Regions from separate parts of the Homo sapiens genome. Here all the other regions are linked to region 6. The links are chromatin contacts, found by Hi-C in ENCODE. All regions are on one chromosome and are shown on one strand. The core of a region is the stretch at or near the end of the contact, and the rest is flanking DNA. Distances in the headings are between cores, read along the strand shown.

Evidence for each region. A loop is a pair of places that touch in the nucleus more often than their neighbours do. Pooled maps may share reads with other maps.
Region 1: a pooled map shows a loop between it and region 6 (7-fold over the local background). The contact joins the promoter of SAP30L-AS1 here to the promoter of TCERG1 in region 6. A Hi-C loop is called at or near these places in 4 of 50 pooled maps.
Region 2: a loop to region 6 is called in a pooled map, with 14 times the contacts of the local background. The contact joins the promoter of FAM114A2 here to the promoter of TCERG1 in region 6. A Hi-C loop is called at or near these places in 6 of 50 pooled maps.
Region 3: a loop to region 6 is called in a pooled map, with 8 times the contacts of the local background. The contact joins the promoter of TMCO6 here to the promoter of TCERG1 in region 6. A Hi-C loop is called at or near these places in 8 of 50 pooled maps.
Region 4: a map of B cell shows a loop between it and region 6 (31-fold over the local background). The contact joins the promoter of CNOT8 here to the promoter of TCERG1 in region 6. A Hi-C loop is called at or near these places in 2 of 168 maps with a recorded cell type or tissue (B cell and naive thymus-derived CD4-positive, alpha-beta T cell) and 7 of 50 pooled maps.
Region 5: a loop to region 6 is called in a pooled map, with 6 times the contacts of the local background. The contact joins the promoter of MRPL22 here to the promoter of TCERG1 in region 6. A Hi-C loop is called at or near these places in 3 of 50 pooled maps.

What each region holds. Positions count from the first base shown.
Region 1 is chr5:154,444,408-154,447,991 of GRCh38, reverse strand. SAP30L-AS1 (SAP30L and GALNT10 antisense RNA 1) reads left to right here and starts at 2,170. Exons shown (of 3, transcript NR_037897.1): 1 at 2,170-2,254. SAP30L (SAP30 like) reads right to left here and starts at 1,995. Exons shown (of 4, transcript NM_024632.6): 1 at 1,187-1,995. The coding sequence starts at 1,387. RefSeq lists silencers at 1,352-1,461, 1,592-2,121 and enhancers at 1,698-2,198, 2,252-2,371.
Region 2 is chr5:154,036,334-154,040,219 of GRCh38, reverse strand. FAM114A2 (family with sequence similarity 114 member A2) reads left to right here and starts at 1,310. Exons shown (of 14, transcript NM_018691.4): 1 at 1,310-1,363. It overlaps MFAP3 (microfibril associated protein 3), which reads right to left and starts at 1,253. Exons shown (of 3, transcript NM_005927.5): 1 at 1,209-1,253.
Region 3 is chr5:140,637,960-140,641,333 of GRCh38, reverse strand. TMCO6 (transmembrane and coiled-coil domains 6) reads right to left here and starts at 1,883. Exons shown (of 12, transcript NM_018502.5): 1 at 1,722-1,883; 2 at 1,483-1,595. The coding sequence starts at 1,806. RefSeq lists a silencer at 1,822-2,071.
Region 4 is chr5:154,857,110-154,860,577 of GRCh38, reverse strand. CNOT8 (CCR4-NOT transcription complex subunit 8) reads right to left here and starts at 1,951. Exons shown (of 7, transcript NM_001301073.2): 1 at 1,810-1,951. RefSeq lists enhancers at 643-1,145, 1,649-2,151, 2,107-2,276, 2,152-2,655, 2,656-3,157 and silencers at 1,687-1,746, 1,807-1,906.
Region 5 is chr5:154,938,909-154,942,837 of GRCh38, reverse strand. MRPL22 (mitochondrial ribosomal protein L22) reads right to left here and starts at 1,765. Exons shown (of 7, transcript NM_014180.4): 1 at 1,700-1,765; 2 at 1,573-1,621. The coding sequence starts at 1,727. RefSeq lists an enhancer at 1,666-1,825.
Region 6 is chr5:146,444,806-146,448,607 of GRCh38, reverse strand. TCERG1 (transcription elongation regulator 1) reads right to left here and starts at 1,275. Exons shown (of 23, transcript NM_001382548.1): 1 at 1,200-1,275. The coding sequence starts at 1,258. RefSeq lists a silencer at 907-986 and an enhancer at 905-1,612.

The DNA.
Region 1 (3,584 bases), core at 921-3,420, 8.0 Mb before region 6:
AAAAAAAAAAAAAAAAAAAAAAGAAAAAGAAAAAAAAAAGAAAAGAAAAAGGACAGGGGAGATTTTTTATTTATTAGAGACTTAATGAAGACTTATGTATAGGGCTTGGAAGTAAATTAGATAATATCTTTAAGAAATTAACCAGCCTCTTAGGTGCTGTGTGTACCTGACACCCTCACTTCCTATCTCTGGGCCTGTTTCAACCCTAAAATCAGAGGGGAAACGTGCACTCCCTTTCAGTTTAACAAGCAGTCTCTGATTTCCTCCAACTGTGGAGAAATTCTGATTCTAGAAGAGAATGGATGTTAACCACCTAAGCTCTTAGCTAGTCTACCTGAATATTAAATATCCCCTTAACTCATTTCCAATTCCTAATCATGAAGCAATCACTTAAGGCTTGTAGCAACAGATGTCAAACTAAAAAGTTCTTAATTGGTTGACAATAGGCACAGCTTCAGAATTGTTAACTAGAAGTGGTGAAGTCACACGGGAGGAGTTTCCTATAATAAGCCACAAAGAGCAGGGCAATCCGATTTAAATTTAAATATCCACCCCCTTATTTCAAAAGAAACTACCACTAAGAAAATTGATTTCTTTTCTTCCCCCCTCCAGTCACATCGACTGCAAGAGCCATTTCTCAAGACCTGGCCTTGGCCTTATTTCTGCCACATCCTAGAAAAACCCATTCCCACAGCTGCCTGCGAAGCAGCTAGCTCGGTGACCCTCTGCTGATACCGAGGATGCGGGAGCCAGGGAAGTAACTGCCACCTTTCTCTGTCTGAAGGAATAACAGGGTTCCTAGAAGGAGAGAGAAGTTGGAAAAGAGCCGGGTATCTTCATCACTCCCCGCTCCGATTCTTGCTCCTTCAAGGGCCAACAAAACTAACCCACCTCTCCCTGCTCTAAAGTCTAAACCAATAAAACAAGTTGGAAACTGCTGTCCAATCTTTCCAGGCAGCAGGAGTCCTGAAGCCCCCGCCCCCATCCTCCCGGATCTGGGTAGAATCACAGTCAGAGCATGTCAGCGCTGGAGCGGCCTTTGAAATGCGGAGTCCAACTCAGTTCTGCAGAGCCGGGGCGGCGAGGCCCACGGCGGGGAGTGCCCGGGGAGTCCCGACTGGAGCCCAGGGCAGCGGACGGAGAGCTGGGGGCGCCGGGGCCCAGACGCGAGCGGGGGCGGACTCACGCTCTTGTCGATGTCCAGCTTGAGTTTCTTCTGCGAGATGCTCTTCTGGACCCTCTTGCTGAAGGAGGCGTTGCCCGCGGGCCGGACGCAGCGCTCGCCGTCCTCGATGAGGCAGCAGCTCTGGCCGTAGCCCGGGGCGGCGGCAGCTGGGGCGGCGGGGGGCCCTTCGCGGCTGTCCTCCTCCGTGCTGAAGCCGTTCATCTCCCCGCCCCGGGCCGGTCCCTCTGGGGGAGGGTCCCCGGTAGGCCACTCCGCGGCCGCGCTTGCCGCGGGGCAGGTCGCTGAGACCCCCGCAGCCGAGGGTCCCAGAGTCCGTCTCCAGCCCGGGCGCTGCCCTGCCCCGCGTCCGAGAGGCCCGGCTCCCTCGGCCCCCGGCCCTCCGCCTCCGGAAGCCCCCTTCCTCCCGGCTCGAGGCCCCGGGGTCGGCTCCCGCGGCTCGCAGGGCCCCGCCGGGGGTCACCCGGAGGAGCCTTCTGCCGGGGGCCCAGAACCGTAACCCTGCAGCGGGGGTGTCCGGGAGGGCGTCCCAGGAAACAGCCGCTCCCCAAGGACTCCGGGCCTGGGTTGCCAGGGGGTTTCGAAGGCCCCTGCCGGCTCCCGCCTTCTTTCGGCAGCGGGGCAAACTCGCTGCCGGGCAGCTCCCCCGGGGTGGCGCGGCCTCCTCGCGCGGGGCCCGGCCTCGAACCCGCGGCACCCGGGCCCCGCGGCTCGTCCGGCCCACTCCACCCCTGCAGCCACTCGGCTGCGCCCCGAGTCCCGCGGCAGCCCCTGGGCCGCCCGGCCGCCGCCCGCCGAACGCTCCGCACCACAACAGTTCGCTCCCCCCGCCCTTCGCGGGACAGCGGAAGTCCCGCCTTCACGCGACCATTGGTCTCATTTGCTCTCTGGGCGGGGCTGCCGCCGCCGCTGGCGCGTCCCATTGGGCGTCGCCGCCGCCAGTCTCCGGCGCCAGGCTACTTCCTGGACTCTGCTGGGATGGGTTCAAAGTAGAGAAAGTGGAAGAGGAAAGAGTTACCCCAGCGAGAACCGGGAACCGGGCTGCAGACTCTCCGGCCCGGGGGAGGGATGGTGAGCAGGGGCCTGGCTGGACCGAGGGCCAGACTCCAGGAACAGAGGAACACATTCGGGGACAGACAGTAGAGACGCGGACGGGGACGCTGAGGGACAGACTTGGAGGAGGGGCATATGAGGGGACCTAAAGAGGATAGAGGTGCTATCAGGAGAGGGGCGGACTAATAAAATGAAAGGGCCAGGGCCAGAGGACTCGCGGATCCGTGGGAGGAAGGGTGGGTGAAATAGGACGGAAAGCCAGTCATGGCGGGAAAGACAGAGGGACAACCCCATACAGATACGTGGAAAGACATGCGGAGGAGGTGATGGGGGGATCTTGCAAGGCAGTCGCAATATTGGGGGTAGCCGATACCTTCCAGAGTGTGGAGAGTGGGACTGGCTTGGACGGCGCGGAAAGAAAAGGAGAGGGGGAAAGGAGACCCCGAGGGGTTTGGGCGACCCCTCCACTGGGAAGAATGGGAAGTCCGAATGAGGTCTGGAGGGTGGACTAGGTGAGCCGCGGGCAAGAGAAAGGGCTTCAGGGGAGATGAAGTGAAGGCTGGGAGTGGGGCCCAGGGGCCAATCTCGGAATCTAGATGGGGAAGGGCTGCGGTGTCTTGGGCTCTCCCTGGAGCTCCAAGCTGTAGTTCTATTGCTTTGAGTCCCCGGGTCTACCGGCGAAGCGACTGCGCCCTGCCAAGACCCTGCGCTTGGTTTCGGCGCCCAGGGCACCACCTCCCCTCCAGGAGGGGCCGTAGGATATGCTCTGGTCCAGCACTTCAGTCATGCCACTCTCCAACTGCGCAGCATGGGGACTGATGAGGTCCGAAAGGCGATGGGACCAGCCCAGGGTCGTGTAATTATGTAGGGCTGGGCAGCGTTTTATGGGCAGGGAAGAGGGGAGGCTGTGTTAGGTGATAGGTAAGCAAGTGTTAGTACTAGAGGGCATAGAAGGAGCTTCGGGTTTGTGTCCTGTTGTAAAAGGGAAAGCTACCAGTTTCCATGTTTAGAAGCAGGTGGCTGGTGATCTTAAGTTTTGCTCAGTGGCCATAAATGCATTTGTAGCATCTGAACTGGTAATTTCACACGTGGGACAGCCATCGTCGGAAATAGGCCTATCAGAGATAATATGAAGTACAGTGATGTTCATTATGGAATTATTTATAATAGGAAAAATAAAATAGAACCTCAGAGTTCCAAAAGGGAAGTGGTTAAGTAAACTACCTAAAATCTTCAGAAAGAGATTGTGCAGTTAGCATTTGAGGTAGTTTCAACATCAATGTAAACATTTTCTATAGAGAATAATTCACCATTAATTCTTAAATAAAGAGCTGATGAGGAGTTGGAG
Region 2 (3,886 bases), core at 61-2,560, 7.6 Mb before region 6:
GCTATTATAAACAAAAACCCTTTGAAGTTCTCAATACATTTTAAAAGTATAAAGAAATTCTAAGATCAAAAAGTTTGAGAACTGCTGCTATAATTATCAGCAGCATTTAAAAAATAAGTGGCTTCCCAAGATTCCATACTTTAGCCCCAAATTCTATGCATTTTCCATTACAACAGAAAATCAGAGGAAATGATCCATTTTATATTTAAGCAGGGGTTTTTTTGTTGTTGTTTTTTGGAATTTTAACAAGCTTCCAGGTGATATTGATGAACCTAAATTTAGAGAACCACTGTCAAAAGCAAAGGAAAATATCTGAAGAGTTTTAGAAGTGACAATTACTCTTATCTGGGAATTAAGATGATAATTCCGAGGGCATTAAATGGAGTTGGAAAACATGAGTTCTTAAAGGCTAAGTCCCTTCACCTCTCTGGGATTCAGTTTTTCTTATCTGTACAATAAGATTGATTTTAATATTTTACTAGCTCTGTCAGTCTGGATTTCATGCATTTTCACTGCTCGAGGGCAACAGAAGAGTTGCATCTTTCTGATGAGGTCCCAGGAGTAATCTTAGAGTCATAAATCAGATCATGTCATTCATCTGCTTAGAAACCTTCAATGGTTTTCCACTGGATTCCAAACAAAAATCAAACTCTTTATCCTTGCTCATAAGCCTTACAAGATTTGGGCTCAAGTCCCTGGCCTCATCTCTCTCCATTCTCACCTTGCTCCTTTTGCTCTAGCCAGTGGCCTTTGTCTTTTCCTTGACTTTGCTAAGTTTGTTCCCACTATATGGCCTTTGCACGCGCTATTCTCTCTGCCTGGAATGCTCTATTCCAGATTTTCATACGGCTTATTACTCTCCCACTTCGTTCCATCACATTATCCAGTCTAAATTTCTTTACAGCACTTACTACCACCTTAGATAATCCCGTTTGTTGACTTGTTTATAATCTGCTTTTCGCACTGCTTGAGAGCAGGGCCCTTCCGTTCGTTGACTGATGTGTCCCTGGAGCCCAGGGCAGTGCCTGGCAGGTATCTGGCTCTCAGTAAGTGTTCGATGACCGAACTCCCACACCCAGGCCAGACTTTCAAAAGAATGGCAAACATTTTCGCCTCCTGCACTCCCGACCCCAAGCCACAGGCTACGACTCACGCCTCGGCGCTCCTAGTAGTCCCCTCGCAGCGACCCCAACCAAGCCGTCACCTACCCGACCGCCGTCTAGCTCCTTCCGGCCTCAGCGGCGGCTTAACTCGGAAGTTTTCTCGGACACACCGGCACGCCTCTGCGCTGAAGGAGCACTTCCGGGGCAGTAGGAACGCCGAGTCGGCTGCCGTGGCTGTGCTGAGGGTGGCGGCCGGATAGGTGCGGAGCTTCCTGAACGAGGCAGGAGGGGTGCGAGGTTCAGGGGCAGGGCCCGGGCAGCCGAAGTCGTTAGGGAGGCGGTGACCTGACGGTGGGCGGCGGACATCTCGCGGCAGGGTCGAGGGCTGTGAAAGCGGTTTAGTGATTGAAGCGCTACGTTTGTGTGAGGAATTCTTGTCGTTGTCAGCGCCTGAGAACTTAGTTGGGAGCGGACGTTTACGTCGAATCTCTCGTTTGGGACCCCATTCTTGAATGTGGGAAGAAGTGAGAGCGCATGTTTGCTCATCTAGAGACAGCCGTATTAATAACGATAGGATACAAACCATCACCCCACCAAGTGATAGCAGCTGTTAACCTGTGGGCGGTTACGTGCCGGTCACTGTTCCAAGCCCCTCACATATCGCGTCACTGAATCTTTATAGGGACCCAGAACTCCATTTGACAGATGAGGAAACGGAGAGGCAGACAGGTGACCTGACTTCCCCACAATCGCTGCAGGACAGGAAGAAAGTAAACTCCAGAGCCCGTGCTCTTAGCTACTAAGCTGTACTGCTCTTCATTTTGGTAAATGGGGCGGGTGGAGTGTATATATACGTAATATATATGTGTGTGTGTAAGCGTATGCGTTTTTATTTCTTAAAAATATGGCTCAGCCGTATTTATTTACAGTTATTGGAATCTTTCTCCTCCAACTGAGAAAATAACTGGAGGAGAAACTACAATTATTTCTACACGCTTACTACACAATGCCTGGAAGACTTACAAAAACACTAAATAGTGCAGTTCCACGTACTTGGTGTTTATTCCTTTTTTTTTTTTAACCTTTCTCCTAGATTATGAATGAGTTGAGGAAAGAGATGGTACAGTCATTCTAATAACGATAGTAATGATAATATAAACAACCATCACCATAAAAAATTCTCTTCTGGCTTAGCTCAAATATCTGGCACAAATGAAAGAATAGAGATAACCAGTGTTTAATATTTTAGTAAAGGGACTGTTTTGGCAGGGCATGGTGGCTCACGCCTGTAATTTTAGCACTTTGGGAGGCTGAGGCAGGGGAAGATTGCTTGAGGCCAGGCCTAGGGTTCAAGACCAACCTGGCCAACATAGCGAGACCCTGTCTTTAAAAATATATTTTGGAGTATGTCCTTCCAGTCTTTCATGGAATTATATGAATTTATGTAATATGTATATTATATATTCTACATATAGTATACTGTATATATTTATGATGATGATAATGATGCGTTGCAACCTGGAGAGAGCATAAGGAAAAGATAGGAAACATTTATTCATATACACAAAACATTAATTGAACTTTGTGCAAAAACTGTCTCGTCTTTCCTATTAGATAGGCCCTTGGAGTGAATGGCTTACATTAGTTCTCTATCTCCACAGGTACTGTGGTACTACTTGGTACGTAGTAGGTACTCAAAAAATGTTTGCGAGTGAATGAATGGCTACTTCTAAGTTGGTTTGTATGTCAGTGAGTAGTTGTATCTGGATTTTTTCTCTATGTGTTTTGGAAATGTGTAATGTGTTTATATTATATGCCCATATATTCTGAACTCCATAGTGTTGTCTTAATCTACCTTTCTAGCTTCATGCCTTCCCATTGTTCTTCTCTCTGCCATGGTAACTACTCCCTACTGTAACTGTCCATGTTCCATACTGTCAGACCTCAGGCCTTTGGCTGTACCCTCATGTTATTTCCATATCCTTGAATCCTGTCATTGGCATCATCATCTGTCAAAATCATAAGCTTCTTTTAAGGCAGGTGTTGCCAACTCAGATGCCTACAGAGGTTAATCAGGTAGCATAATTTGAGTGAAGTGGATTTGCGTGGGGGATTGTAGGGAGCTGGAGAGCAACTGCCCTAGCTAAAAGGGCCCAGCGGCTATTTAGCACAAGCTAGTTATTACAGAGTTGAATGTGGGCCCGGTGTTGCTAGATCTTTTAATTTTACAAGTTAGAAGTTGGAAGCCTATATTTTTATATGAAGTCTGATTTTTAAATGTTGGCATCTAGTTTTTGCAAAGGTTAAATACTGTGCAGGCCAAATAAAAACATCTGTAGGCTGGATTTGGCACTTAAATTCCCAGTTTGTGACCACTACTCTAGGCTTATTTCAGGTACTTTGTTCATGAATTACGTTGTCTGATTCTAATGGAGTTCTGTTTTTTTTCAGCATTTTGTGTGTTGGATGGTCTGGCAGGGATGTTTCAGCATTTTGTGTGTTGGACTGAATGCAGCACCTGTTATAGTGCTGCATCCAGTCTGCCTTAGTTTTAATATGCCTTTCTTTTCTAATACATTAGAAACATTTTGATAGCATGGGTTGGGTCTAATTCTGCACTTAGTACATATCAGTACATACCTACAGCGTGTGTGTACATATGTGTGAGATGTATTGATTTCTACTCTGATAATCCTTGGTTATCCTGGAAACTAGTGTCTGTTCTTTGTAGAGACACCAATAGTATCTTGGCTTTAATTGCCAAAGAGCTCTACATCTGGAAG
Region 3 (3,374 bases), core at 634-3,133, 5.8 Mb after region 6:
ATTCTCCCCATGCAACCTACACTCTAACAACAACCAGCCTAACATGAGCTTTTTCTTTTTCTTTTTTTTACATTTCCGAGCTTTTGCACATGCTATTTCTTCTGCCTGGATACCCTCTCCAGCTTCCCACTCTCTTCAGGTTTCTGCTCCTCATTTCCTCTGGGAAGTTAGCTCTTTTTGAGAGACTTAGGAGTTTCTCTTGTTCCTCATGTTTCCTTCCCTTGTGACATCTGTCTTCTTCACCGGGCTGTGAGCACCTCAAAGAAAAGGACTCTATCCTTTCATCTTTGTGTACCTCAGTGACCAGCACAGTGTCCTGGCATAAAGTAAGCATACAATGGAATAGTATGACCTAGGAATAAGTTGATAATATATATGTCAACATGGTATGTACGGTAAACTATGTACGTAAACATAATACAAATACAGGGGATACTCAATGCTTACTGAATAAATCCTTTCATTCACTCATTCAATAAACACTGAGTACTTAACTATATGCCAGATAATGTGCAGGCAACCGGGTTTTCAATGACAACACAGGATCTAGGTTTTCCTGCAATTAAAGTCTAGTTGGAGAAATAACAATAGACAAACCATTAGATAATGATTAATATTCTACAAGAAACAAGTAGGTGGCCGGGCACAGTGGCTCACGCCTGTAATCCCAGCACTTTGGGAGGCCAAGGCGGGTGGATCATGAGGCCAGGTGTTCCAGACCAGCCTGACAAACATGATGAAACCCCGCCTCTACTTAAAATACAAAAATTAGTGGTGGCGCGCGCCTGTAATCCCTGCTACTCGGGAGGCTGAGGCAGGAGAATCGCTTGAACCCGGGAGGCGGATGTTGCAGTGAGCCGAGATCATGCCACTGCACTCCAGCCTGGCGACAGAGCGAGAGTCTCAAAAAAAAAAAAAGAAAAGAAAAGAAAAAAAATAGGCTCTCAAGACAGAATACCAAAAGAAACGAACGTTAGACGTAGCGAATGCCAAGGGCTTGAGACACAAATCCGATATATCGTTGCAGGAACTAAAAAGAGGACGGTGGGTAGGATGAGAAAACTGATAAAATTTGAGTTAGGAAGAGGCTAGACCATGCTATGCTTTGCAAGGCACAGGAAAGATTTTGGTCTCCACGTGTTTTTAAAGGACGTAGTGACGGTGACAAGCATAGATGCAGGGTGACCTTTTAGGAGACTGCAGTAGTATCCAGAGAGGAGGTGGTGGTGGCAGCTTCGATGGTGAGGCATGTAAAGACTCCAAAGCTCTTCAGGAGGTAAACAACTAGGACTTGATGATGGATCGATATGGGGTTGTGGGTCAAAGAGTTGTGCAGGATGATTCCCCTGTTTCTGGCTTGACCCACTGGATGCGTGGAAGTGTAGAGTGGATTGCGTTCAGGTTTGGGGCAGACCTCGAGTACTCCCGGGAGTCTGGCGCCAGCGGGCGTGGACTCCAGCGCACCCTACCTTGCCCCCTCACCTCGGTTTCCCCGAGGATCGCAGCCACACATCCCTCTCCAGCTTCCTCTGGGGCGTCGTTTCTCAGCAGCCTCTTGCTGACCAGCTGCTGCTCCCTCCGCGCCTTCCGCAGTGCTGGGGGCAGAGGAGCCGGCTGAGCGTGGGAAGGACGACCACAACCCAGAACCCGCGGCTCCGAGCCTGGGGTCTCAACTTATCCCCGACCGCCATATACCCCCGCGCTCCCTCGGCCGCCCACACCTGCCTCCCGCTCCCGCCGGCGGCGCCGTAGCTCCTCCACCCCGCAGACCGTGGGCCTGAGGCGGCCCTGCCGTCGGCTCCACATGGTGGAGCAGGAGGAGGAAAGCCGAAGGAAACAGCAGCCACAACGCTCCCAGGGGCGTAGAAGATGGCACCGACTGCGCAGCCTCAGCACAGGGCGGGAACAGGCGGGGAGGGCGCGAGGAGCGGGGTGGGTGCTGGGTGAGGGCGGGGCTCGGCGAGTGGACGCCTCGCGGGGACGGTGGGCGGGGCGAGGGCTAGAGACGCTGCACCACTAGACCAGAGCCAGAGGCGTCGCTCTGCCTCTGATTGATTTCCTGTCTTACCAATTCTAGGAAAAAAAGTCTCTCATCCCTGACCTCGAGTGACCCAAGCCAGCAGTGTCACAATCTACTCAGCAAACACAACTTCCCCACCCACAATACGCTCTAGATGAAAGTTCAAAACAATCCCGAACTGCGGGAAGCGCCATGATGCCGTTTCACTATTAATGCGGATCCCACTGATGAGAGCTGCCAAAAACGCTTGAAGCGTCATTGAATTGTCAACGAAAAGAGTCCAACTCTGTAAAATATTTGAAGAGACTTATTCTGAGCCAAATATGAGTGACCATGGCCCTTGACACAGCCCTCAGGAGGTCCTGAGAACATGTGCCCAAGGTGGTCCGGTACAGCTTGGTTTTACATATTTTAGGGAGATATGAGACTTCAGTTCATTCAAGAAATACACTGGTTGGGCCGGGCCTGGTGGCTCATGCCTGTAATCCCAGCACTTTGGGAGGCCTGGGCGGGTGGATCAGCTGAGGTCAGGAATTTGAGACCAGCCTGGCCAACATGGTGAAACCCCATCTTTACTAAAAATACAAAAATTAGCCGGGAGTAGTGGTGGGTGCCTGTAATCCCAGCTACTCGGGAGCCTGAGGCAGGAGAATCGTTTGAACCCGGGAGGCGGAGATTGCAGTGGGCCGAGATCGCGCCCCATTGCCTGGGGTACAAGAGCGAAACTCCGTCTCAAAAAAAAAAAAAAGAAAGAAAGAAAGAAAGAAATCTGGGATATGATGAGGTTTCTCTTCAAATAATTAGATCAATCTTTTATTCTTTAATTCATAGTACTCCCCCCCACACACACTTTTGTTTTCCTTTTTCTCCTTTTTGCCTTCGTTAGATGCCGAGGCACGCCACAGTACAAGACGTTATCAGTACCAGACGTTATCAGTACCAGCTCACATTCCTTTCATTATTTGGAAAGAGGACTAACTTTCTAGTTCATTACAGGCACCCCTTCCCCTTTCCTCTCCACTTTCTTTTACGTGCCCACATTACCTAAAAAAATCAAATGTTTAGCCAACCGGGATTAGTTCAGATTGTATGACCCGACCCCGGCCAATGGGGAAAGGGTACAGGGGCAGGACTTGCGTCAGGAATAAAGGCTCTCGTGCCCCTTTGTTCAGGTGTGCTCTCATGGCGACTGGCCAAGCAGACACCCCTCTGAGCAGAAGTAAAATTGCTTTGCTAATAATCCTTTGTTCGAGTGTTCAATTTCCCTTAGGATTTTGAGCGTTATTCCTAAGAGAAAGAAAAGAAAGAAAGGAAGGAAGAAAGAAAGAAAGAAAGAAAGGGAGAAAAGAAAGAA
Region 4 (3,468 bases), core at 702-3,201, 8.4 Mb before region 6:
CCAGCACTTTTGAGAGGCTGAGACTGCAGAATCACTTGAGCCAGGAGTTCGAGACCAGCCTGGGCAACAAAGTGAGACCCCGTCTCTACAAAAAGTACAAAAACTTAGCCAGGCATGGTAGTGTGTGCCTGCAGTCCCAGCTACTCAGGAGACTGAGCTGGGAGGATCACTTGAGCCCCAGGAAGTCAAGGCTGCAGCAGTGAGCTGTGATTACGCCACTGCATTCCAGCCTCAGCGACTGAGCAAGAGCACGTCTCAAAAAAATCATCATCATCATCATCATCATACCAGCAATTCTGCCTGCCACTTTCCACTTTGTAAGCACATGCTCCAAAATGAGCCTAAGATAGGGGTTTGTCTTCCTCCTTTTAAGCCTCCTCAGGGCAAGCATCTCACAGCGCATCACAACTCTATGGCTTTCAAATATGCTTATTTGCACAACACAGCCCCTAAAGGTAATCTAATTACTTATCTGGGTTACAACCAAAGCAACAGTAACAAGTTTCAAAACTGAAGGAAAAACCGTCCAGGATGTAGTCAGAAACAGGATGCTAATCTCAAGCGTTGCACCTTCCTAGGAATTTTTAAGGGTTAATTTTTATTACATACAATGTTTGCCTCACGGGCTGACTTAAAAACTTGACTCCCACATGAGCTACACAGAAAACTGTGCAAGAAGGAAAGGTTTTCACAAACACACTCACACCTATGAATTACTGAAGTCCCTGCTCTGTGTTGACCTGCAGTGCAGTATGTTCAGATCGCTCCCGTTCATCTACGGTGTAAACTTCTCCAAAACATAGCTTCTTATTTACACAGGAAAGCTCTGAAGGGCAACTAATGATAAAGCCACAGGAAAGTTTTCTCTGCAAGCAATCAAGGCCTTGCTCGGGAAAAGAAACGTTGAGTCTGATTTTGTTCGTTTAAGCCCAAGTGTACAAGGAAACAATAAACATCACTTCCTTATTCTAGAGGACTGAACAAAGGCTTTGCCGTGCATAGATATGATAGAAAAGGAAGTGGCACGTTTGAAGAAATAAATAGCAGCAGCGTTTAAGAGGATCCTCTGACCCTCCCTTACCTCCAAACAGTGTCTCAAGGCACTGCCCTGGATTGAACCGCAGTTCAAACTTCTTAAAACCACCCGAATGGCCCAGGTCTGTGAGTTGGCTCCTCCATTCATAAAGCCATAGAACACCAAGAAAAAGTTATGGGGCCGCAAGAACTAAGGAAGAGGCGGCGATTTAGAAGGGGGAGGCCCGCAAGATTCCAAATTCAGGTCCTCCTCCCCACTACTCCGTCTCCCATCATCATTCTCTTCTCGTTTATCATCATCCTTCCACTTCAAATCACACTCAGTCCTCCTCCTTCTGACACGCCATTCTTCTTCTGTTTTTGTTTGGTAAAGCAAAGTTAAAATTACGGGCCTTAGGACTAAGATAACTAAGTTCGAAGCCAGGCCAGGCCACGTAGTAGTCGTGTGTCCTTGCATAAGCCACTTAATCTATTTCGTGCCTCGGTTTTCCTATCTTGTAAAATGGGTTTGATAACAGTACGCACCTCGGAGGATTGGAGTAGAAGTTAAAATGAAGCATATGAGATGCTTTGTAAAGTCCCCGCACATATTACTCGAATATTATCGTGTGACGGTGGCCATTATTATTACTACTCTTTGCTGGGGTTCCTCTCCTCCTCACACACCCTGCCCCTTACACACGCCCCCACTCCCCTTCCCCCTACAGACCCCCAATGGTCTCTCACACTCTTTCATCTTACGCTCCTCTTTCCGGTAAGCGCAGGCCCGCTTACCGGGACCGACAGGGCCCGCGAAGCGCTGGCTGGCGGGCTGACGAGCTGGCGGGCTGGCGGGCTGACTCCCCGACGGCGGCGACGGCAGCCCCTGGCCCGGAGCTCTTTTCCCTCTACCCCGGATCTGCTCCTAGAACCGAACGAGCCAGTGAGGTGAGCGCCCCCGTGCCCAGAGCGGTCTTACGTGCCTCCCACCAAACAACCGGACGGCACCACTCTACCCACCCGATCCGCCCGACTCGCCTGCTCTCTAGAGTCACTCCAGACGCGCGCGCGCGCCTGGTCACGCCCGCTCCTCCCCCTTTGCGCGCCCCTGCGACTCCGTGCGTGTTCGCTCTGCCTGTGAGGTCGCGGGAAGCAGCGCGCAGGAGCAGAAGTAACAGGGTGCCGCCGAATAGGTGGGGAGTGGAGGCCTGGAAGCACGCTTGCGGAAGACGGCCCGCCTGCGGCCCTCTTCGCGTGATTAGTTGCGCTCGCTCAATTTAATCATGATTCTTACTCCTCCATTTTGGTCCTCTTTCCGAGCGAACAAGGAAGGGGCGTGGTCTAGAACTAGCGCCCCCCCCCACCCCCCCGCCGTGGGCGCGGCCTGGAAAAATCCAAAGGCCGAGGAAAGGGCGTGGCCCTTCGAACAAACCCCTCGAATTACCACGCCCCCTCCTCCTGGCTTTGAAGGACCGTTAAAATCGTTGGCACGAAGGGATTTGTGAAGAGGCTGACGGAGAAAGAGGCTGTCGCGACTTTCTGTTCTAACATGGCCCCGTAGATGTCTCACAAAGCATCTATCCTACGGTTCCTTTCTGGCAAACAATTAGTTGGGGGTGGGGCGGCTCCCCAAAGCCGAATGTGGGTGACGTCCGCCAAGGCCCGCCTACCTCCCGGCCTCACCGAGCAGAGCGAGGAACATTGCCATAGCAACTGGCCCGCCAGGGTCTGCTCGAGTTACAAAGAGGACGGCGCCTCCCGTGGGCACGGCGCCTGGCCAGCGCAGGCGTCGCCGGGCTCTTCAGAGCTCCAAAATCTTTGCGGACGCGCAGGGAGCTCGCCAGATTTTAGTGTCGAGACCCACGGGCTCAGGCCTCGCCCAGGAGCTTCTGAGGCCCCTCTGCCAGCCCCTTGGTTCCCTCTTAATCCTGCTTGAAGAGAGGGCTCTTGACCGACGCCGGCCCTGGGCAGCGTGTGGCCAGCTGGGGCGCGCCTCCGCCTCGTGTTCTCCGCGGTGGGAGAGCAGACAAAGCGCCCGCTTCCTGCACACAGTGTCGGCGGCGGGCCGCCCTCAGCCACTCCCGCCAGCGCTCCACCCCTGTTCCCGAGAGGACGTGGGGGCTGCCCCAAGCACGGTTCTAGTTCTTGTCCCAGATGCTTGTACTTGAGAGGCTGTTGATAAGAAAACGGCAAATGTACCCCTAGTGACGAGGAGAGGGGCTTCTACTATTCACTTTGCACTTTTAAACATTTCCCCCTAAGGGGATTCTCCAAAATCCTCCAATTCCTAGGCTGGATGCCGAGCTGGCCTTGAGCGGCAATTTCAAACGGGATTCCCAAAAGCTGTTCTCCAGGGAGGTGAACTAGCTCCAGCCTCCAGGATAAGAGCATCAAATGCACTTTCTGAACTCCAGTCCTCCTCTTCTCCCCCCCAAATGAGTGTCTAGCTCCTTA
Region 5 (3,929 bases), core at 516-3,015, 8.5 Mb before region 6:
CTTGCCTGTGTAAGACCTTATGCTGGAGGTACAACAATAAATAAATGTCCCTACTTCTCCAAGATACACAAGCTAGTAAAGGGCACATACACATATACATGAAGTCATCATAGAAGGCACACATGCTAAAAGGAAGGAAAAACTAATTTCTTTCCGTTTTAGAGAAACCAGTGAAAACTTCCTGAAGGGAAAACATCTGAACAGAGGTTTGAATAATGGGTAGGACTGCTGTTATAGACAAGATGTGAGGGCATAGTAGGAAAAGCCAAGAAGCAAGTAAGTGCAAAGTATATTCAGAAAAAGTAAGTAAATCAGCATGGTTGGGGGAAGAGTGATAGAAGATTATCTAAGAAGAGTACAGACAAATCCTAAGAGCTACTACTTCCTATTTTCTTCTTTAGCCCACCTCTTTATCCCCCTCGGACCCAAAAACTTAGAAAAGGGTTAAATATAATTGGGAACTCAGTAATAATTTATAATAATAAAAACATTAATGGCAACTAGAATTCAGAGTGGGATTATCACATGCCATAAACATACTAAATACTTCATATGCATTATCTTGTTTGAATTTCCTTTTTAAAATCTACTAGAGCTACATAGATGGCATGTGCCTGTAATCCCAGTACTTCAGGAGGCTGAGGCAAGAGAATTGTTTCAGCCCTTAAGTTTGAGACCAGCATGGGCAACATAGCAACACTTCATCTAAAAAAATAAATAAATAAAAATTAAAAAATTTTTTAAATCCTAAGAGATAGGTACTAACATAACGCTCATATCATAAAAGTGATAACTGAAGCTTATTAAGAATAAGTAACTTTTCCAAGATCACAGTTAAAAAATGGATTCATATACAACTCATCTGTCTGCAAAGCCTATGAACTAAACCAAAATCAATGCTAACAAATGGACAGACCAGAAAATTTACAATCAGATTATCAATTTTCAAATACCGATTTTTTATTTTGGGGAGAAATACAGCGACTACTTACCCTAACCTTTAATGAATGCTTTTGTCCTAAGGCTACAGAATGCTCTGGTATAAAGCTTCAAAATTTCCTACAACTGAGTGGCCTTAGGCAAGTTATTTTACGTTTGGGGACTTCAATTTCCTTGTCTGAAAAACGGGTATAGCAGAACCTACTCGTAGAATGTTATGAGAGTGAGTTAAAGCATATAAACCGCTAAACACAATGTCAGGTACGACGTAAAGCAGAGTTGTCCACAACACGGTCCCTGCCCATGTAAGCAAGTAATCAGAGAGGTAACTTGAAAAGTTGGACGCTTCCATATGGAGATGGAATAGTCTAACCTTGTCCAGAAAGATCACAGTAGACGTTCGGAAATCGCATTTACAATCGCCCTTGGGTTATGGGTAATCCTGATCCCTGTACAGTTTATGCAATAAGGTGGAGAAAAAATAGAGTGACAAAGCAGAGACTCGGGCTGTCTCATTCGCCTCAGTAACCCCAGAGCCTAAAACACAGTTAGGCACGGAGGCGCTCAGTTACCAACTGGCAGAATACTAAAGATGCCTTGGGCCCTTCCGAAACTCCGAAGCGAGAGACTCACCCCAAGGCCAGCTTCCCCCGGCTCCTCAGGTTATGTATCCATAACGCACCTGCAACATCAACACAAGCCGTCAACTCAGATTCCATCTCGACTCCCTTCTGTCGCTTAACCACTAAGAAATCCTTACCCAACTGTCCCAGTACTGCCGCCGCCATCTTTCGCCCTCCCGCTACGGAAGCCGCCGAGTTCAAGCGCCTTCTGGACAGCACGCATGCGCAATACTCTGGATTTCCTGTGGGGCTCTCCCACAAGCAGTACTTACACCCCAGGTGCCGTCACGAAGATCGCAAGCACTGGGCCGGCGCTCGAGGTGTGGTCAGGCGAACCTGGCTTGGGAATGAATTAATTAATAAAGGCCGAAAGCACGTGGGCTTCCGAAAATTCACCTGGATTCAGAAAAACTAAAGTCCCAACTCACAAACTAGAAAGGAGTAGGGGAACAGAATCCGTGAACAAGCCACCTAATCCGGTGGTCCTCAGTTTTCTTATCAGAAATGACTAACCTTAGGGCACAAGCTTGTTGTAAAGATCAGTTGAAATAGTGTGAAAGCTATTTTATTTCATTTTATTGAAACAGGGTCTCTCTCTCGCTTAGGCTGGAGTGTGGTAGCAATGACCTAGTCTCACTGCAGCCTCGACCCCGGGCTCAAGCCACCCTCTTACCTCAGCCTCCCAAGTAGCTGTGACTACAGGCGCACATCACCACGCCCGGCTAATTTTTGTATTTTTTATAGATAAGGAGTTTCCCCAAATTGCCCAGGCTGATCTCGAATTCCTGGGCTCAAGCAATCTGCCCTCCTCGGCCTCCCAAAGTGCTAGGATTAGAGGTATGAGCCACGAAACCTAGCCTAAAATCTCTTTTAAAGAGCAAATAGTTCAAATATGATGTATGCTGTCCTAATCCCTACTAATCTGGTTGACCTTCAAGAATGAGTTTATATTCATCTGGCATTTACTGCCTTATGTCAGGCAGGTATTTCACTAAATCTCATTTATTCCTCACAGCAATCCAACAAGGCATGGATTATCATTTTCCTTCTTCAAATGAGGAAACATATTTAGGATATGTTAAAGTCTCTCAACTAACAACTGGCAAACCAGTGATCAATCTACGACTAGGTGCCTCCAAATTTGTGCCCCTAGACGCCTTCAAATATATGTATTTGACCCCTCTGTATTAGAATAACAGGTAGTTCAGATTGCGGTTTGCTACCTATGCAGGAATGTCAGATACCCAATGCAAACAAGCAACACACGAGTAGTGCAGAATCTGAGCATTTTAGCATTTTTGAGTTGAAAGGAAACTTTCTTCCACACCATTTACCACATACAGCTTCCTTCACACAGCTGGCCCTCAATCAAGCAAATCAAGAGTCACTCCATTTGCTTCTCCTTCATCTTTGAGTACCCAGAACCCAGAGCCAGAATTTCCACCCAGTTGCAGAAACTGTTCTTTCCCTTTTTAATTCCAGATTCGTACTTTCATATTTTTGTTTGTTTTGTTTTTTTGAGACAGGGTCTCACTCTATTGCCCAGGCTTGAGTGCAGTGGCTCGATCACAGCTCACACCAGCCTGTCTCCCGGACTCCATATTGTAATGCCCAACCTTGTTTTTACTAACCCTGTTTTTAGACTCTCCCTTTTTCCTCTGATCACCTAGCCTTGTTTCCACTTGAATTGACTCTTGCTTAGCTAAGAGAGCCAGACAGACTCCATCTTGGCTCTTTCACTGGCAGCCCCTTCCTCAAGAACTTAACTTGTGCAAGCTGACTCCCAGCACATCCAAGATGCAATTAACTGATAAGATACTGTGGCGAGCAATATCCGCAATTCCCAGGAATTCGTCTGATTGATAGCACCCAAAGCCCCCAGTCTATCACCTTGTAATAAATAGTCTTAAAGCCCCTGCACCTGGAACTGTTTACTTTCCTGTAACCATTTATCCTTTTAACTTTTTGCCTACTTTATTTCTGTAAAATTGTTTTAACTAGACTCCCCTCCCCTTTCTAAACCAAAGTATAAAAGAAAATCTAGCCTCTTCTTCCGGCTGAGAGAACTTTGAGCGTTAGCCATCTCTTGGCCACCGGCTAAACAAATGGACTCTTAATTCGTCTCAAAGTGTGGCGTTTTCTCTAACTCACTCAGGTACAACAATATTTTTGTTAAGTGGCCTCTTGTGCATATCTTTTTTTGTTTTGTTTTGTTTTTATTTGAGATGGAGTCTCGCAATGTCGCCCAGGCTGGAGTGCAGTGGCGCAATCTCTGCTCACTGCAACTTCCGCCTCCCAGGTTCAAGCGATTCTCCTGCCTCAGCCTCCCTAGTATTTGTTGTCTAGGGATTGTTGCATTTTACTTTT
Region 6 (3,802 bases), core at 26-2,525:
CAATTTCATCTTAAGTTCAAGACAGTATCAACAGAGTCTTCATAATCTACCCTGCTCTTTTTCATTTTCAAACGTTGACAACAGCACAATTCAGAATGGGAGCTGAACATCTGAAATGCCATTTCTCCCATACAGAAAAAAACCAAAGTACCAAATACACATAAAGCATAATACCTCTTTTCCTCAAAAACCACTGACCAAAAGATTTCTCCAGGTCACTCTCATTTTACCAAATTTTAATTACAAACTCATAGACACTGAGGTTCCAGGGGAAAAAAAGGTCACTGCACTGTTCAAGGAAATGGCATGAGTAGTAGACGAATAGAACGCCAATTGGGATTGCAGGCTCTGAAACCTGACTGCCTGAGTTCAAGCCACTTCCTGGAGCCACAAATCCGCCTATGCAATCTTATTCTACTGACTCAACCTCCACGAGGCTGTTATCTCACCTGTAAGATGGGCGAGTAACAACTGAAGACCCCTCTGGTCTGTGGCCTGCAAAATGTTAATAGCAACTACTCCAAAGGGTGGTTGTGAGGATTAAATGAGACAAACCTAAGTAAAGGGTTTACTGGCACACGGTAAGTGCCTAATAAGGGGTTGCTACTGTTGTTGTTACTCACAACTACAGGATAATAAGGAATAAAGGGATGAAAAAAGGAAGAAAAGCCACAGAAGTTAAGAAAGGCAAGCAATGAGGGGGATGAAATGAAAGGGCAAACGTGGGGAGCCCAAAGAGCCGCGGAGGGCGTGGAGAAGGCTTAGCCAGAAGTGGCGAGGGGTACAGGGAAAGTAACTGCGGAGTGCAGAGACGTCGATGAGGAAAATCAGGCCCGCAGCGGAGCGCGGCCTGGGGACAGACTCAGGTCGGCCGAGACGGAGGCGACACGCGGCTGAGGCGGGGCCCAAAGGCGGGAGCACCGCGCCCGGCCAGAGGGCTGCAGGCCGCGAGAGGCGGCGAGGCCCCAAGAAAGCACTAGGAAGCAGCCAGGGAACGCGCAGGAGGCCCTGGCCCAGCCCGGGCCCGGCTCTCATTCAAGCCACCTTCCCCTTCCCCCTTCTTAAACCCCATGCGGTCCCGGCCCGGGCCGCCCGGCTCCGCTACCCACCGTCCGCCCCGGATCTCCACATGGCAGGTCTAGCGTCTAGCCTCTGGGGCTCTCGTGAGCAGAGATGTGAAGGAGGGCAGCGTTCCTTACCTGAGCTCCCCCGGGTTGAATCGTTCACTCTCGCCCCCGTCCCCGCCACGCTCCGCCATTACAGAGGGCCGCGTTCATCCACCCGCCGACCCGACGTCTCCTATTGGCTAGAAAAATCGTCAATCCCCAACGAGAGAGGCGGAGACAGCAGAAGTCTGAGATGCGGTTGGTCAAACTTTCCATCAATCTTCGAAATGGGGGCGATATGTTCTTTGCTATTGGGCAAGGCGCCCGCCGACTTTGAAAGCGGTATGAAGACAGCCAGTTGATTGGTGACTCGGGGGCTTTATGGGAAATGAGATTTTAGCAGTGAGGAACCGCCGGCGCCCTCTCGCGGTAAGCAGAACTAAGTCCTCCCAAGTTCGGCTCAGCCTGCGGTAGCCACGTGTCTGTCGGCTTCCAGGAGAGCCAATTGTGGAGCCATATTGGCCAGTAGTAGCTCAGGCGGAGAGCATTTCCACTGGGCAAGCCAATCAAAATCGACCTGGGCCGCGCCTAAACCGATTGCACAGTTGCTGTGGAAAGCCGCTATTTCCTAGCTTTACAGTAGCAGGAGTCTTAAGTCACCACTCAGCTCTATATCCATGTTATTAAATAATATATTATTAATTACAAGAATACCTCCCAAATTATACTAAACCGTTGCAAGCCAATAGGTGTTATAAGTTGCTGCATTAAGAAAGGTAAATTGGCGAAGGCAAGCCTCTTTGCAATTTACAGCTTAACCACGTCTCCCTCGATCTCAAAATGTGCTTGTCTGAAATTAGCACACCCAGAATACCAGACAATTCTGAATATTTATTTAGTTTTTCTAATTAACAAAAAAAAAAGTTTTGGATTTGGGGTTTCAAAGGCACAATGAAGATGAGCCCTTTTATTAAAGTCGTAAAAATATTAAAATAATACTAATAGATAAATTTTACTTGGACCTAACCATGTAGCAAACCCGGATCTAAGTATGTCAGGTACGTTAACTCTTTTAAGATTCAAAAATTGCTAGGAGGTGGGTAACATAGTCACTGTTTGTAGATGAGCTTGAGGCACAGAGAAGTTAAGTAACTTGCCCAAGGTCACACATCTACTAAATAGCAGAGCCTGGTCTTAACCCCAGTCAGCGTAGTAGCAAAGCAGCACTCTTAAATACTGTAAGCCTAAATAATTGGATCCACATAAAAACATGTGCACAAATGTTCACAGCAGCAATATTCATAATAGCCAAAAAGTATTGTAACAACCCAATGACCATCAGCTGATGCATGGTTAAGAAGCATGGTATAGGCCGGGCGCGGTGGCCCAAACCTGTAATCCCAGCACTTTGGGAGGCCTAGACGGGCGGATCACGAGGTCAGGAGATCAAGACCATCCTGGCTCACACGGTGAAACCCTGTCTCTACTAAAAACAAATAGCCCGGCGTGGTGGCGGGCGCCTGTAGTCCCAGCTACTCGGGAGGCTGTGGCAGGAGAATGGCGTGAACCCCGGAGGCAGAGCTTGCAGTGAGCAGAGATCGCGCCACTGCACTCCAGCCTGGGCAACAGAGCGAGACTCCGTCTCAAAAAAAAAAGAAACATGGTATAACTGTACAATGAAATATTGTTCAGACATAAAAAGCCACATACAAAAAGGCCGCCTGTTGTATGATTCCATTTACATGAAATATGATGAAATTGCATTGCATTTCAGGCAAATACATACAGACAGAAAGTAGAACAGTGGTTTCCAGGAGGTAGAGGGGAATGAGGAATTGGAAGTGACTGCTGATGGATATGGAATGTCTTTTTGGATGATAAAAATGTTCTGGAATTGGCGCTGATGGTTGCACAACTTTGTGAATATACTAAAACCCATTGAATTCTATACTATTTATTTATTTATTTACTTATTTTGAGAGGGAGTGTCACTCTGTCACCCAGGCTGGAGTGCAGTGGCATGATATCAGCTCACTGCAACCTCCGCCTCCCAGGCTCAAGCGATCCTCACACTTCAGCCTCCCAAGTAGCTCCCACAGGCCTCCGCCACCACATCCAGCTAATTTTTTATATTTTTGGTAAAGACGGGGTTTTGCCATGTTGGCCAGGCTGGTCTTGAACTCCTGAGCTGAAGTGATCTGCCCACCTTGGCCTCCCAAAGTGCTGGGATTACAGGTGTGAGCCACTGCATACAGCCAACTCGTATACTTTAAAAGGTGAATTTTATTGTATGTGAATTATATTTTAATTCAAAAACACCATTCTACACTGAATTCCAGTTAAATATTCAAAATCAATTAAATATGATAAATTGTGATAAAGGCTTCACACAGTTCTGAGCATGAGTAATTGGAGGAGAGCATGGTGAAAATTTTGTTAAAGATGTGACATTTGAGGCTGGGTGTGGTGCCACAGGCCTGTAATCCCAGCACTTTGGGAGGCCAAGGCGGGAGGACTGCTTGAGTTTAGGAGTTTGAAACCAGCCTGAGCAAAATGGTGAGACCTCACCACTACAAAAAATCAAAAATATTAGCCAGGCATTGTGGTGCATGACTGTGGTCCCAGCTACTTGACAGGCAGAGGTGGGAGGGCCGCTTGAGCCCACTTGAGTCGAGGCTACTGTGAGCTGTAATTGC